Linked DNA regions of Homo sapiens: regions 2, 3, 4 and 5 are each linked to region 1. A link is a contact called in ENCODE Hi-C or POLR2A ChIA-PET data. All regions are on one chromosome and are shown on one strand. Each heading gives the region's core, a stretch centred on a gene start or an enhancer-like site at or near the end of the contact. The rest is flanking DNA. Distances are from core to core; before and after follow the strand shown. Region 1 holds the start of CREBZF (CREB/ATF bZIP transcription factor). Region 2 overlaps ME3 (malic enzyme 3). Region 3 overlaps DLG2 (discs large MAGUK scaffold protein 2). Region 4 has its middle 25 kb from the start of LINC02695. Region 5 holds the start of LINC02695 (long intergenic non-protein coding RNA 2695).

What was found. A loop is a pair of places that touch in the nucleus more often than their neighbours do. ChIA-PET counts read pairs that join two places held with the same protein, here RNA polymerase II (POLR2A). Pooled maps may share reads with other maps.
Region 2: a loop to region 1 is called in a pooled map, with 5 times the contacts of the local background. The contact joins the enhancer-like site here to the promoter of CREBZF in region 1. A Hi-C loop is called at or near these places in 2 of 37 single-sample maps with no recorded cell type and 8 of 50 pooled maps.
Region 3: a loop to region 1 is called in a pooled map, with 4 times the contacts of the local background. The contact joins the enhancer-like site here to the promoter of CREBZF in region 1. A Hi-C loop is called at or near these places in 2 of 37 single-sample maps with no recorded cell type and 2 of 50 pooled maps. POLR2A ChIA-PET finds 5 or more read pairs at or near these places in 1 of 52 experiments (activated B cell).
Region 4: a loop to region 1 is called in a map with no recorded cell type, with 7 times the contacts of the local background. The contact joins the enhancer-like site here to the promoter of CREBZF in region 1. A Hi-C loop is called at or near these places in 3 of 37 single-sample maps with no recorded cell type and 7 of 50 pooled maps. POLR2A ChIA-PET finds 5 or more read pairs at or near these places in 1 of 52 experiments (GM12878).
Region 5: a loop to region 1 is called in a map of CD4-positive, alpha-beta memory T cell, with 14 times the contacts of the local background. The contact joins the promoter of LINC02695 here to the promoter of CREBZF in region 1. A Hi-C loop is called at or near these places in 1 of 168 maps with a recorded cell type or tissue (CD4-positive, alpha-beta memory T cell), 1 of 37 single-sample maps with no recorded cell type and 8 of 50 pooled maps.

Annotation. Positions count from the first base shown.
Region 1 is chr11:85,663,742-85,666,489 of GRCh38, reverse strand. It overlaps CREBZF (CREB/ATF bZIP transcription factor), which reads left to right and starts at 1,361. Exons shown (of 1, transcript NM_001039618.4): 1 at 1,361-2,748. The coding sequence starts at 1,615. The coding sequence ends at 2,679. RefSeq lists enhancers at 1,778-1,827, 2,098-2,387, 2,498-2,737.
Region 2 is chr11:86,591,826-86,594,573 of GRCh38, reverse strand. The region is part of intron 2 of ME3 (malic enzyme 3); the gene reads left to right. Among named protein-coding and RNA genes, the nearest start is that of ME3, 79 kb to the left of the region's middle. Within about 2 kb of position 1,498, at least 19 of the 41 ENCODE cell types and tissues checked have a DNase peak (open chromatin) inside an H3K27ac peak, as active enhancers do.
Region 3 is chr11:85,109,056-85,111,803 of GRCh38, reverse strand. DLG2 (discs large MAGUK scaffold protein 2) reads left to right here. Exons shown (of 28, transcript NM_001142699.3): 6 at 69-143. Among named protein-coding and RNA genes, the nearest start is that of DLG2, 520 kb to the left of the region's middle. Within about 2 kb of position 1,328, at least 2 of the 41 ENCODE cell types and tissues checked have a DNase peak (open chromatin) inside an H3K27ac peak, as active enhancers do.
Region 4 is chr11:86,217,235-86,219,982 of GRCh38, reverse strand. No RefSeq gene overlaps it. Among named protein-coding and RNA genes, the nearest start is that of LINC02695, 25 kb to the right of the region's middle. Within about 2 kb of position 1,347, at least 4 of the 41 ENCODE cell types and tissues checked have a DNase peak (open chromatin) inside an H3K27ac peak, as active enhancers do; they include GM12878, where a contact is called at or near this core.
Region 5 is chr11:86,192,175-86,194,922 of GRCh38, reverse strand. LINC02695 (long intergenic non-protein coding RNA 2695) reads left to right here and starts at 1,425. Exons shown (of 2, transcript XR_001748524.2): 1 at 1,425-1,490; 2 at 2,009-2,748.

The DNA of each region.
Region 1 (2,748 bases), core at 112-2,611:
ATTTCTCTTTTTTTGTTTGGGCTGTCAGGAAACAATTTTTAGCCCAATTCAAACAACTGAGTAAGATATTGCATCCATCCAATTCCAAGATTAACCTTTTCCCCTTTCAGAAATCCTTCTCTTCCTAGTTCATCTTTTATTGGCCTTGCTTTTTAAAAATTCAAAATGTTTTGTTTTACTATATTCTAATGTACTTGTAAACTGCTTCAAATCTCAAATCCCTTGTGGGATGTGAACCTAAATATCTGTATTTGTAAACTGCTTCAAATCTGAAATCCCTTGTGGGATGTGAACCTAAATAACAAACAGAAAAGGTCTCTAAAATAAAAGACATGTTTTGAGAATGGAGCATTTCAGTGGGAAAACGCATGCCATAGTAAACTATGTGTGTATTCAGGAAGACGAAGGAAGACAAAGAGTTTTAAAGGAAAAAAAAATGAGGATGGTTACACATTGTTTTGAACTAATTATCTTAGCTACAAAGGTCAATAACAAGGGTGACGTCAGTTAAAGGTTGGACAGGCAGTTTCTGGGCAGACATCCTTGCAGAGGTTTTGTATAAGGTCGTGATGGTCTTTGTGCAACGTTGTGGTTTTTACAGTCTTTGTTTTCAGGCATACAAGCATGAGTACCCTCTCTTCATAGCCTTTCCTGGCTCTATTTGTCAGAGTTTTTGTTTGTTTGTTACCCAAATGCAGTAAGTCAGTACTGATTGGATTTTGGCTCAAGTGAAAACATCTACTTACAAAAATGGCAAGAACAACTGAAGACAATTTTTGTAAGCAATGTTGTATTCTACATTCATTTTGCTTTGGTTTTAATTTTTTTTAATTGACAAATAATAACTGTCATATTCATTGGGTACATAGTGATATTTCTATACATATGGAATGTAGTGATCAGGTTAGGGTAACTAGCATATCCATTATCCAACTGAGGACATCTAGTATGGCCCAGGTATTAAATAGTATTAGTAAACGATTGTTAATTTTCTGAAGACTTGGTAATAGTATTATGATTATGAAAAAAAAGTCCTTATTTTTAGAGATGCACACTGAAGTACGCAGGGGTGTGGTGTCTCATCTGCAACTTTAGGATGATTCAGCAAAAAAAAAATTTACAAGCATTTATGTAAAGATAAAGCAAATATAGCAAAATGTTGTGTTGAACTGTTGAGTCTGGGTATTGGGTGGTATTGAATTAGGGTGGATAAATCTAGAGACTTGTTATTTTTGCCGCTGTTATTATGACATCACTAGAAAGCTGGAATTATTCCCACTCTAAAGCACCCTGAAATCTCGCGACACTACGGCCTGGTGGCGCGCGAAACGCGGTGGGCGGGACTGGGGCGAAAACCACTGACTTCCGGCTACGCCGTTGTCTGGGTGGCGCGGTCGAGTCATCGCAGGGCCTCACCGCTTCGTTCTCCCGTCCCTCCCCGCGCCTTGGCGCGGGGGGTCGACTAGCCAAGTGAGGCGGGAGGCGACTCGGACCTTTCCCTGCATTTCGTTTCGGCCAGTGCCGGGGGCTACCCGCCCTGGGGCCTGGGATCCTTGGGGCCCGTGAGGCCCACTCTTAGCGGCCGGGGCCTACCGCGGCCCGCCGCTGGCCCTCATGAGGCATAGCCTGACCAAGCTGCTGGCAGCCTCGGGCAGCAACTCCCCAACCCGCAGTGAGAGCCCGGAGCCGGCTGCAACTTGTTCGCTGCCCTCTGACCTGACCCGGGCTGCAGCGGGGGAGGAGGAGACGGCGGCGGCCGGATCTCCCGGCCGCAAGCAGCAGTTTGGCGACGAAGGAGAGTTGGAAGCCGGGAGGGGGAGCCGCGGCGGCGTGGCCGTGCGCGCGCCCTCCCCCGAGGAGATGGAGGAGGAGGCGATCGCCAGCCTCCCGGGGGAAGAGACGGAGGATATGGACTTTCTGTCTGGGCTGGAACTGGCGGATCTCCTGGACCCCAGGCAACCGGACTGGCACCTGGACCCCGGGCTTAGCTCGCCGGGGCCTCTCTCCTCGTCTGGCGGAGGCTCGGATAGCGGCGGCCTGTGGAGAGGGGACGATGACGATGAGGCCGCGGCTGCTGAAATGCAGCGCTTCTCTGACCTGCTGCAAAGGCTGTTAAACGGTATCGGAGGCTGCAGCAGCAGCAGTGACAGTGGCAGCGCCGAAAAGAGGCGGAGAAAGTCCCCAGGAGGAGGCGGCGGTGGCGGCAGCGGTAACGACAACAACCAGGCGGCGACAAAGAGTCCCCGGAAGGCGGCGGCGGCCGCTGCCCGCCTTAATCGACTGAAGAAGAAGGAGTACGTGATGGGGCTGGAGAGTCGAGTCCGGGGTCTGGCAGCCGAGAACCAGGAGCTGCGGGCCGAGAATCGGGAGCTGGGCAAACGCGTACAGGCACTGCAGGAGGAGAGTCGCTACCTACGGGCAGTCTTAGCCAACGAGACTGGACTGGCTCGCTTGCTGAGCCGGCTGAGCGGCGTGGGACTGCGGCTGACCACCTCGCTCTTCAGAGACTCGCCCGCCGGTGACCACGACTACGCTCTGCCGGTGGGAAAGCAGAAGCAGGACCTGCTGGAAGAGGACGACTCGGCGGGAGGAGTCTGTCTCCATGTGGACAAGGATAAGGTGTCGGTGGAGTTCTGCTCGGCGTGCGCCCGGAAGGCGTCGTCTTCTCTTAAAATGTAGGGTCAAGTAATCTGCTCTTTATCCGCGTTTACCCCTTTCAACTCCCTTACACCATGTCAAACTTACCTT
Region 2 (2,748 bases), core at 249-2,748, 930 kb before region 1:
ATAAGCATGCATCACCACACCTGGCTGATTTTTTTATTATTATTTTGTAGAGATGGGGTGTTTTTATGTTGCCCAGGTTGGTCTCAAACACCTGGGCTCAAGTGCTTCACCCACCTTGGCCTCCCAAAGTGCTGGGATTATAGCTGTGAGTCATTATGCCCAGCTAGGAGACCAACTTTGGATGATAACTTAAATGTCTCTTCAATGTACTTGTATTTTATGATGAGGTGAATATATGGAGGTAGAGAGCAAAGGAGAAAAATCTCTAAGGAATGCAATATTTTTATTAAGTGTTATAAATTAGCAACAATTTTAAATCATAATACTCAGCATTGGTGAAAATGTAGTAAGACAGCTACTTATGTACTGGAGTTATAAAATAGTTCGACCTTTCTAAAAGTGATTTGACAGTATGCGTACAGATACTTAAAACTGTTGATATCTCTAGAATGTAAGTTTCATGAAGGCAGGGATATCTTGTCTGTTTTTTTACTTTGTTTCCTTATTACTGTATCGTCAGTTTATAATGGTATCCAGTACCTAGTCGGTGCTTATTAAATATTTGTTGAATGAAAGAATGAGTCATCAGTCTCTTAAGTACACTTATAGTTCAATCTGAAGAAAAATCAGAAACAAAAAGTTTTGTGCTCATTACAGCATAATTCATAATTGTGGAAGTTTGGAAACAATTATATAAAACAGGAATTACTAGATAAAGCTTGCTGTGTTTTTCTGTTTTTTAATAACATTTTAGGCTGAAGTTTTAGTATGTGGGAAAATGCTAATCATAACATTTTTAGTGGGGAAAAAAGACTAAAAAATTTTATACATAGTATGATCTCAAGTTTGTTTAAATAAAATTTTTTTAAGCATAGAAAAAAGATAGGAAGAAAATAGAACAAAATGATACAGTGGCTATCTCTGGGTGATGAAAATAAGGTGTGGTTATTTTTTTCCAACTTTTCTGTGCGTAATATTACTTTCAAACTTGGGAGAAAATGTATCAGAAAATTCCTATTGAACTTAGGGAGATGGAGGTCGGGCTTGTGATCCAGTTCTGCAACTTACTGGTTGTATGCTGAAGTTCTGGAGCCTTTGTGGGGCTCATATGATATATGTGAAAGTATTGTTTTACGAAATATTAAACATGCAACCCAAGTAGGAAATGATAGCTGTTGCTGTCCTTACTATTCTTGCAGCATGTGACACCTTTCGAGAAAGTATTCAAAGCATCATGAGATCCTTTTATGACAGGTGTTAAAATTCCAACAGGTTAGGAATGACATTGTCACTTCCTGGAGGGGGAGCCTACAGTTTCGTGTTGTACGGTGCCTGGTATGTTGCAGGCAGTAGCTAACTTTTACTATGTGAGTGAAGGAGGGTGGAGGAAATCATGGGTCTTCCACATTCATTTGTCAGGGTAACAGTGAACTATAACCCTGGCATACAGAAATGAGTCATTTTCCTGGCAGTGAGCCAAGGCCACAGTCATCTCCAGGAAGCTTCTTTGTTCTCTTTTCATACCCAGTCATGCTGAAACCTTGTAACCCCATGCAGAGGGGTCTGCATTTCACCAGGTTAATAGATAAGGGAGCTGAGGCCTATGGAAGGTTAAATAACTGGCTCACAGTCACACACTTAGTAACCCATGGAGCCAGGACTCAAATGCAGGTGTGTTTGATGCCTGCGTTCTGTGCTCTCCCCCATCACTGTGCCCCTTTCTGAAGGAGTGACTAGGTGGTATATTCCCCAAATCTTGCTAAGTTTGGGGGTTCCTGGGATATTCCAGACTGAGCTGTTTTAATTTCTTCTGTTGTTGCTAGTCAGAAACAAGGAAAACTTGACATCTCTAAATCTGAGTGGGAATTGGGTAAAATGCTCCTTTGTTGCTGGCTTAAGTAGTAACCCTTAGATAAAGGGTTTAATTTCAGATCTGGAGACTGACCTAGTTGCATCCAGCAATTGTCTATGAAAACCTTGCCTTCTCACTGGTTACAATGAGATTCCCAAACACTGTCTCTATGTTTACCTAATTAAACTCACACTTCTCTCCCCTCAGATGTAGTAATGAAGTCACTGTGGCTAGAGGAACATGGGTTTTGTGAAGTGCTCCTTGACATTTGCTTCCTTGAAGATGGATTCCATTTACATTATTCTTCCAAGTGGTATTTTGTCAACAAAGCTCAATAGTCATTTGAGTTTAAATAGCCTATTTCCCCCCCTCAAGGCCTAAGAAACTGGCTTTGAGCAAGTGGTGAGAGCTGAGTTATTGGGAACTTTGTGAAGCAATTGTCTGGTGCTTTAGAAAAAAAAGCAGCAGCCTGGATGTTATAACCCAGGGACATTCTTGTTCAAGTGATTGAATTCCCAACACACCTGGCCATCATTGTCACAGTGCCCATGTCTGTAATGATTAAGTAGGTTAGTGGAGAAGCTGGACTAGCTGGAACAATTAGAACAAAGAATGTGGTCCCAGTTCTCAGGTGGTGACTTTTTTCTCTTAGACCAGACAGGCTTGGACTTCACGTGAGATTTTCTTCATAGGAAGTGTATTAGTTTGCTCAGGCTCCCATAACAAAACACTGCAGACTAGGTGGCTTAAACAATAGAAATTTATTTTCTCACAGTTCTGGACTCTAGATGTCTGATATGGTTTGGCTGTGTCCCCACCCAAATCTCATCTTGAATTCCCACGTGTTGTGGGAGAGACTCGGTGGGAGGTAATTGAGTCACAGGAGCAGGTCTTTC
Region 3 (2,748 bases), core at 79-2,578, 550 kb after region 1:
GTCAGCTAGCATATATACATACTGGCCCATAATAAATAGAATATAATATAATTTTTACTTATTTGCAGCAAAACCAAGGCAGATGCCCAGCCCAGAATTGTTCAGTGGAAGCCCCTGCTTGGATGCCTGTCCACCACTGTACTGTAAGTTTGATTATTCCAAGATTAGCAGATTGAAGGATAAATGTTTTTATATTTTGGAATAATCTTAGTGGAATGAGCCAGAATGCTCTCTGAAATTCTGGAGTAAAGCAAATATTTTGCAAGGAGAAAGAATAATCTTTCAGAAAGCTTTGCATTATAAAAAATATCAGTGATTAGGGATTCCATGCATTTTGTTGGAGTCAGGATAACTTGGAAAGGATTGCTTTAAATGGGTTATTGATGAGTTAGAGTTGGAAGGTCATTAAAACGAATATATTTGCACATATGTTTTTCAGAATAGCTGCATATTCAGCAATACTTGATTTTAGATGCCTTGAAGAAAGATGCTCTCTCTTTTGTCACTGTGTCAACTGCTTAATAGTCATGAGCACACCAACTTGCAATTTTCAAGTCTTCCTGGTGTAATAATAGTCTCTGCATTTGCATAGTATCTTCTACCAGAGAATTTTCCAGTGCCTTAGAAACAAACAGGTACTATGTCATTATCCTTGTGCTACAGATGGGAGATTTCAATGCAAAGGGAGTAAGAATAGTGCATCAATTGTAGCACTGGGAACAGATCCCAGACATCCTACTTCTCCTTTCATGTACTCATGCTACTACTTCTGTACTCTGAAGTGTGTGAAGAAAGTGGCTGAATGTATGATACTCTGTAATACATGGATTGCCTAATAGAAATGACAGTGGTGTCTCTTGGAATTACGTGTACTGTAAATGAGTTTAGCTGTCATGAAATAATTTGTGTATGATGGAGACAAAAAATTAGAAAGTTACCTTTTGGAAATTCTCCTCATTTGACTCCCCTTGTAGGCAATGGAAAAGTAATATGTGGAGCTTCCTAAATATCTTTATCTATTGTTGAGGTACCATGTGCTGAAAGATACGACTGGACTGACATAACATGTCTTACAACTATGTTAGCAGTAAGCCTGGGGGAGCCTGATTTTCACTCAGATTGTGTAAGAGATTAAGCTTTTTTCCTCAGTTTTTGTTTATCTGTGGCAGGGGGGAGAAAGTGGGATCACCTTTAGTGAAGGAGAGATGGTGATGCTAAATTTTGGAGGTATTCCTGCAGTGCAGAGGGAGCCCAGATGTGCTGGAGACTCAGAGAATAAAAATGTTAATTTTTGAGCAGATGATCAGAGGAGAGTGCATGCTTAGGGACTACTTATGATAGAGAAAGGATGTGGTTTTTCTGTTTTTGGTTTTGGTTTTTATTTTTGAGACAGAGTTTTACTCTGTTGCCCAGGCTGGAGTGTAGTGGCATGATCTTGGCTCACTGCAGCCTCCACCTCCTGGATTCAAGTGATTCTTGTGCCTCAGCCTCCCCAAGTAGCTGGGATTACAGGTGCATGCCACTAAGCCCAGCTAATTTTTTTTTTCGTATTTTTGGTAAATAACGAGGTTTTGCCCTGTTGAACAGGCTGATCTTGAACTGAGAAAGGATGTGTTTTAATAATTCTATTATTTGTTCATAAATAGAACACTTCTTTTATTGTATCCCTGATGGTATCATTTCATAACTACTGATTCCTACATCTGTTTCTCCATGGAGACAATGTGCTCCTTGGGGTCCTAGTATATCCACAGCTAGTAAAATCCCTGGTACATGGCAGAAATTCTGGGAGTTAAGTTTCAATATGTGAATCTCCTATATGTTGATTTTTCTCTTTAGTAAGTTTTAATAAATTATTTCACAGCTCTCAGATTTCTTGGTAAAGAGGATTAATAATGGTATTTTACCCTCTTAGGCTGGTAGTTTCTATTTCTCCTCTTCATCATTCTTTAACACTTTTCTCCTAAGAGAATACCATAGAACGTGTGTTTTCAGAAATTTTGTTTTCAAGCTACAAAGTTTAGTAATTCCATTCAGTTGTGTCTAGTACTATGCCAATTGCTGGAAATATAAACATGAATAAGGCAGTAATCCTATGTAAATCAAACACAATCATGTATAATACCAATAAGAATTTCTGATCCTCTAATACACTGGTAATTTCAGCCCAAAATATTAATATAAGAACTTTCACATTTTATTACTTTGTGCAGTCTTGTTGCAAGGAAATTGCATAATTAGGATTCTGTCTTTTGAATTATTATAAATCGTTCATCTTTCATTATTCCCTTGGAGTTGAACCCCTTGGGATCTGGGAATCCCAGATTAGGTCCTAGTTGTATTGTAGAACCTTAGGAACAAATAAACAACTACATTTAAGACTCTTCCTGAAGATCACAAGTCAGAGCGCCAGCATTAAAGTCTTATTCTCAGTGCTGTGGTCAGGTGAGAGAATCAGAAAGTAGATGTTTCTTTTTCATTTCTGCCATAGAACTGGGGGCTACTGGTTTCATAAATTTACTTTGCTATTTACATAAAAGTAATTATATCTCCCAGTGAAACACATATTTTCTGAAGGAGTTGTGCAGCAGATACCGATCTGCTTTCTCTGCAGAGAACCCCCAGTCCACAGAGGTGGGCTCCCGATGGTCATGTTTAGATTATGTGAGCCTGCCCTTGGCCAGGACTGACTGATCCAGGAGGAAGACATTTGATTCCAGCAGGGCCAGTTGAATTTTTTTTTCCTGG
Region 4 (2,748 bases), core at 98-2,597, 550 kb before region 1:
AGTTCTTCATTTGACTCAAAAAGTAGTTTGTTGTAGAATAGAAGCTTCCCCTTGAAACAGCATATGGCAAGACCTGGAATTAAAAATAGACTTAACCACTGAAAAATTCTTCCATAAAATTAAATTAAATACGTAGTACAATTCTCTTTTACCATGTTATCCTCAATGGATAAAGATGAACTTTTCTCCTTATTAAAATTGAGAATGTTGCAGAATATTTCCATTATGTGCGAAGAAAAGAGGAACTGGCACTTATTAGCACACATAGTATGCCAGTCTCTGTGACAGGTGCAATCTGAGCGCCATCCTACCACTATGCTTGAATAGAGAGATGGTCATACAATGTCAACATGGTAATAAACTTCAGAGGTCATATAACCCACTGCTTTGGTTCTTTAGAGAAAACGCTGAGGCCCAGAGAGTAGGTTAGTGATCATTCAGTTCATTAAAAACCAAATGGGACTTGAGCTGAGTTTTCTGACACTTAGTCAGTGTTCTTTCTATAACATACTGGTATTCTCAGGAGAGAATTCGTCATGACTTATAGTTACATAGTCACCATTCTTTCCTGTATCTCTGTCTGCCCCATCTCTTTCTTCTATTTCTTCCTTTCTTTGTATTTTTTCATCTTTAACAGTAATGTTTTCTCTATTCTTAGAAAATTGGGTGTTTGAAAACAGCCCTCAACAACTTAATTCAACTTTTATCTAATGATTATTAACTGAATACTGCATCTTAGACACCGTGCTGGGTAATTGGTTGGATACAGTAAGATAATATATACAGATATAACTAAAATACAAGGCAGTGTATGATAAGAACTTTGTAAATAAGTTTTACAGGATTTCAGAGGTAGGTGTGGGGAAAGTGGCCAGTGAACTGGGCTTTTAAAGAATGGAAAAGGTTTTCATAAGGATAAGGGCTGAAGGTAGGACAATAATTTTACACAAATTGAAGAGCAGTAATAAGGATACAGAAGAAGGGAGCAACGCAAGTTGGAGAGATGTCAAGTAGAATTGTATGAGTAACAAACTGTCTTACAGGAGAAAATGGAGGACAAGGCTGAGAAACAGGCTGTTTTATTTCTGCAGCAGGGCAAGGGATCCTTCCCCTTATCAAGGCTAGAATACAAAGAAGGTGGAAGCCCCTATGACAGTCAGCTGTCATAGAAGTTGTAGATAGGTCACCTAGAGGCAGCACTGGAAACCAGCGAAAGTCAGCAATCCAGGTGACAAAAGTATCAACGAACTGGTACGAAAGCTACTACCAACTGGTACAAAAAGAACCACAGTCCAAGGAGACGCTTACTAGCACACGCCTACCTCCAGGGGGTGCTCAAGGCTTCCGTCCTTCCTTCCAAAGAAAAAAGATCTCTGAAGAGACTCCAGGACAAAATGGGGATTTCAGATATAGATGGAGGTTTTAGAGAAATGATTCTGCAGGGGATTCTGTTGAAGGAATAAAGTGGTTATAAACAGAAGTGGGCTGAGAGACTTTCCCCGTCAGTGACCTCTGGCGACTCGGCTTTTGTTAACTCTTGTAATGCTTTCATCTTTTCATCTCTTCACTGCCTTGGGATTGGTGTCTGGGACGTTCTCAAGTCAGGAGGGCAAAAGTAACCTCAGGGAGTCCACTTTGTTCAGTCCAGCTGCTGAGGCAAGAGATCTGATAGGGTTTGGAGCCCAGCATGAACTGGCAGCAAAGCATAGGCGTTTGTCCAGCGTCCTCTGTGTATGTGTTGGATGAGAAGCTTGTGCAGTCACATGCAGGATTCAGAATCCTGGCAGATTCTGAATCCACCTCCTAATTGTACAAGATTGGCATCTGGTGTGGTCTCGCAAGGGACTAAGATTTAGGAGGAAGGAAATTCATAGCAGGATTCTTGCTGCGAGGAAATCTTACCCAAACCTTTAATTAGTGATTACCAACAGGCAGAGATGGATAACTATTTCTAAAGAAAATGTACTCTTGAGAGGCTGAGACTACAAAGGCACATAGCTGCATATTTGTGAGGCTCCATCCCTTATGGTGGGAACAGAATCTGGCCTCGCCAGGAGTCACTTTTGGGACTAGAACATCCTGCCAGCAGAAGTCTGGAATTTGGAGAAATGCAAAGCCAATTGTGAGGTAGATACCTTCTCTACAAAGTAAAGATTGTGTTCTTGGACAGAGCCAGCCCTCATTTAATTTAGGAGTGAGAAGGTGGAAATGCGAGAAGCAATGGCTTGAATCTAGGATCCTGGAGAGGTGTTTAATCCGTAGGAATGAAGCAGACCTGTGAATGACATAGGGAAGAAGGGTGCCAATATCATAAATTGTTAGTTTTGTTAGTTTTAGTCCACGGTGGTGTTCAGACACAACTGTCTGGGAGGGAAGGCAGCCTGCACAGGTGTTGAACTTACCCTAGCATGTGGGTGTCAGAATGTCACAATTAAATCTTATTTTTTCTTTATACATTCAGAGAGCATTTAAAAAATTCTATTCTATGGTTCCAGTTATAGGAGTCACATTATTATTCTAGCATGCCATCTGATATTAAAATAATTTAATATGAAGGCCTATGGGTTCTAACACAATAACTTCTTATCCTATCATTTACATACTTCTAATTTCTAATATCTCCTATTTTATTCTATTTATTTATTATTTAAAGGCAGGGTCTTGCTCTGTCACACAGGCTGGAGTACAGTAGCTACGATCATGGCTCACTGCAGCCTCGACCTCCCAGGCTCAAGTGATCCTTCCACT
Region 5 (2,748 bases), core at 176-2,675, 530 kb before region 1:
AAACAGAGTCTTGGAAAATAAGTAGATGCTCAGCGGGTGAAATATATTCTAGGTAAAGGAATGGAGGTTCTGAGGCACAAATCCATGTGATGCATTCCAGGAGCTGCAAGCAGTTCATTATGACTGAGGAGGAGGTTTGGAGCTAGATGATGACCCAGGAGACCTAATGAGAGATGAAGCTGGAAATTGATGCTGGGACCAAGTCACACAGAGGGCCTCCTGTGTTTCACAACAAGGACTCAGGAAACCCTCGTGATCTGGACAGTATCATTGAGATTGTATCACCTAAGCTGTCCAGTGCAACCATGAAGTGGAAAGCATGTGAAAAAAAGTGTAAAGTACCTGAAACCTTTATTGGATTGCCCTTTCACCTGGGTGCAGCTACATTTTAACACCCGAGTAGCCTGCACACTTGCTAGCCCTATTGGGTAAATACTATTGAGTCCTTAATAAACTACTGAGTTGTATTTGCCACCAACTCCTAGGGAAAGTTACTGCGCTTCTCTGGGCCTCAATTTCAACATCTATAAAATAAAAATTTACCTTCGTAGTATAGAATTTTACTTTTGTTTTCCCCCAAATGTTTTCAGATGCATGATTCAGGAACATTAGTCTGGTATAATTAAAGGGAAAACATCAAGAAAGGCTTTTGAGTCAGAAAGACCTGGGTATGAATCCTGGCTCTCCATGTGTTAACAGAGTTACTATGTGACAACTGCTTGAACTGTGGTTTTCTCATATACAAAATAGGGATAATGCACCTATCAGTGCCTGAAGCATAGCTATTACCCAATAAGTAGCACCGTTTTTATATTGTTTTTAAAATTTACATCTACCCTATAAGGTAGGTGAAATAGGTCTAATGTTACCCTAAAGTTGAAGATCCAGAGGCTTGCAGGTATTAGTAATTTGACAAAAGAGCAGCCAGCTAGATAAGTGGTAGAACAGGGCACAAATCCAAATTCTTATTCTTTTCATAAACGGTGCAGCTTCTTTCCTCCAAGCAGTAGGATGGGATTCAGATCTCTGTGATGCCTGTCAAGCGAATGATTTTACAAACAAATTAGATAGCCCCACACCTGCCTTAAATCTGAGCTCAGGGAACAGAAAGGCCTGGGTTATCTCATGCTTTATAATCATTTCTGGATGTGTGACTGGGATACTCTAGCCGTGTCTAGCTTTAGCATGACTATAACCTGCCAGGAGAGGGAGCTCATACTGACTCCATGCTAAGGTTACAGATACCCTGGAGACTTCAAGGGCTGCAGCACAGCGGGGGACAGGAAGGGTGGGGTTTTCCTTGTTACGGGTAACGACTACGCAGCTTTCTGGGAATGCATATTTTGGGAAAAACATTGACATTATTTTTTTAAAAAAAAAGGTGAGATTATGACACAGAAAGAAATGACCTTTACCAGGAGGAAGTAGAAAGAAAAAAAAGAGGAAGTGACTAGAGCAAAGCAAGACAAAAGGAAATTTGGCTCAACAGGGTAGGTTTTGTTAATGCTGCACTTTTATTTAAATAGAAGGTAGACAAATGAAATATTTTTAGACTTGTACTGCAGGAACATAAGAATGGAATGAATGTTTTAAAAAATATTCTGAGAACAGAATTAGCATGTGTCCTCTTAATAATTATTTCCCTATTTTGCTTCAATAAGTATTAACTTGCCATATGTCCAAACCCTGTGCTAGGCACTAAAGATATGGAAATGAACAATTGAGCTCTTGATCTCAAAGAATGGTCAGTACAGCAGAACAGACTTACACATGAGCAGTAAATTACAGGAAAGCCTGCCACCTTCTATGCTCTGGTTGCTAGTAGAGGACAGAGGAGAAAGCTCTTATATCACCATGGGGGAAGGTCAAAGAATATTTACGATAATTACAGATAATTTTTTTGTGGGCACTTACCACCTGGCAGGCAGTCTGCCAAGTGCTTTATGTGGATTATGTCATTTGAGCCTCATAATAATGCAGGTGTTATTCTGTGATTTTCATTCTTTAGATGTGAAAATAGAGAAGAAACTTTTCCAAGATCATAAGTGGTGGAGAGAAGTTTTCCAAGGAGAAAACCTGGGCTAAGTATTAAAAACAACAACAATAAAATCAGACAGAACTGAAAGAGAAGAAGAATGGTGAAAAGGGGAAATGGGGGAGAATATTCTGTGCAGAAATAACAGTATGAAAGAGGCTGGTCAGCAAGTGACAGCAGATTGCAGTGGAAAAATCACAAGTTGTTCAATGTTACTGGAGTGTTCAATGCATGTGGGGGGATAGAAAGAATTGAAATTAGAATGATAGGCATGGGTCAGATCACAATGGGCTAGCCATGTCCTGGAAAAGAGTTTGAACTTTATTCTGAAACCACTGAAGCATGAAATAAGGACAACAAAATAATAAGAATAAGAATATTGTTATTGTGTAGGCTGAATAATGGTCCCCCAAAGATGGTTTCACATCCTGATATGGTTTGGGTGTTTGGTGCCTCCCAAAAACAGAGCCCCATACTGAGTTTAATGCCCTGCTGTTGCTCTCTTGAAATTTTTAATAATTACTTTACAAGGGGCCATCCTGCATTTTCATTTTGCACTGGGCCTCACAAATTATGTAGCCAGTATTGCCTAATTCTAACATTAATCCTGAAAAACAAAAAAGTTATACTCACTTTATAAACCAAGAGACTGCAAATCTCAGAGAAGGAGTATAATCCATTAATAAATGCCTTGAATCAGGTAAATTCTGCTA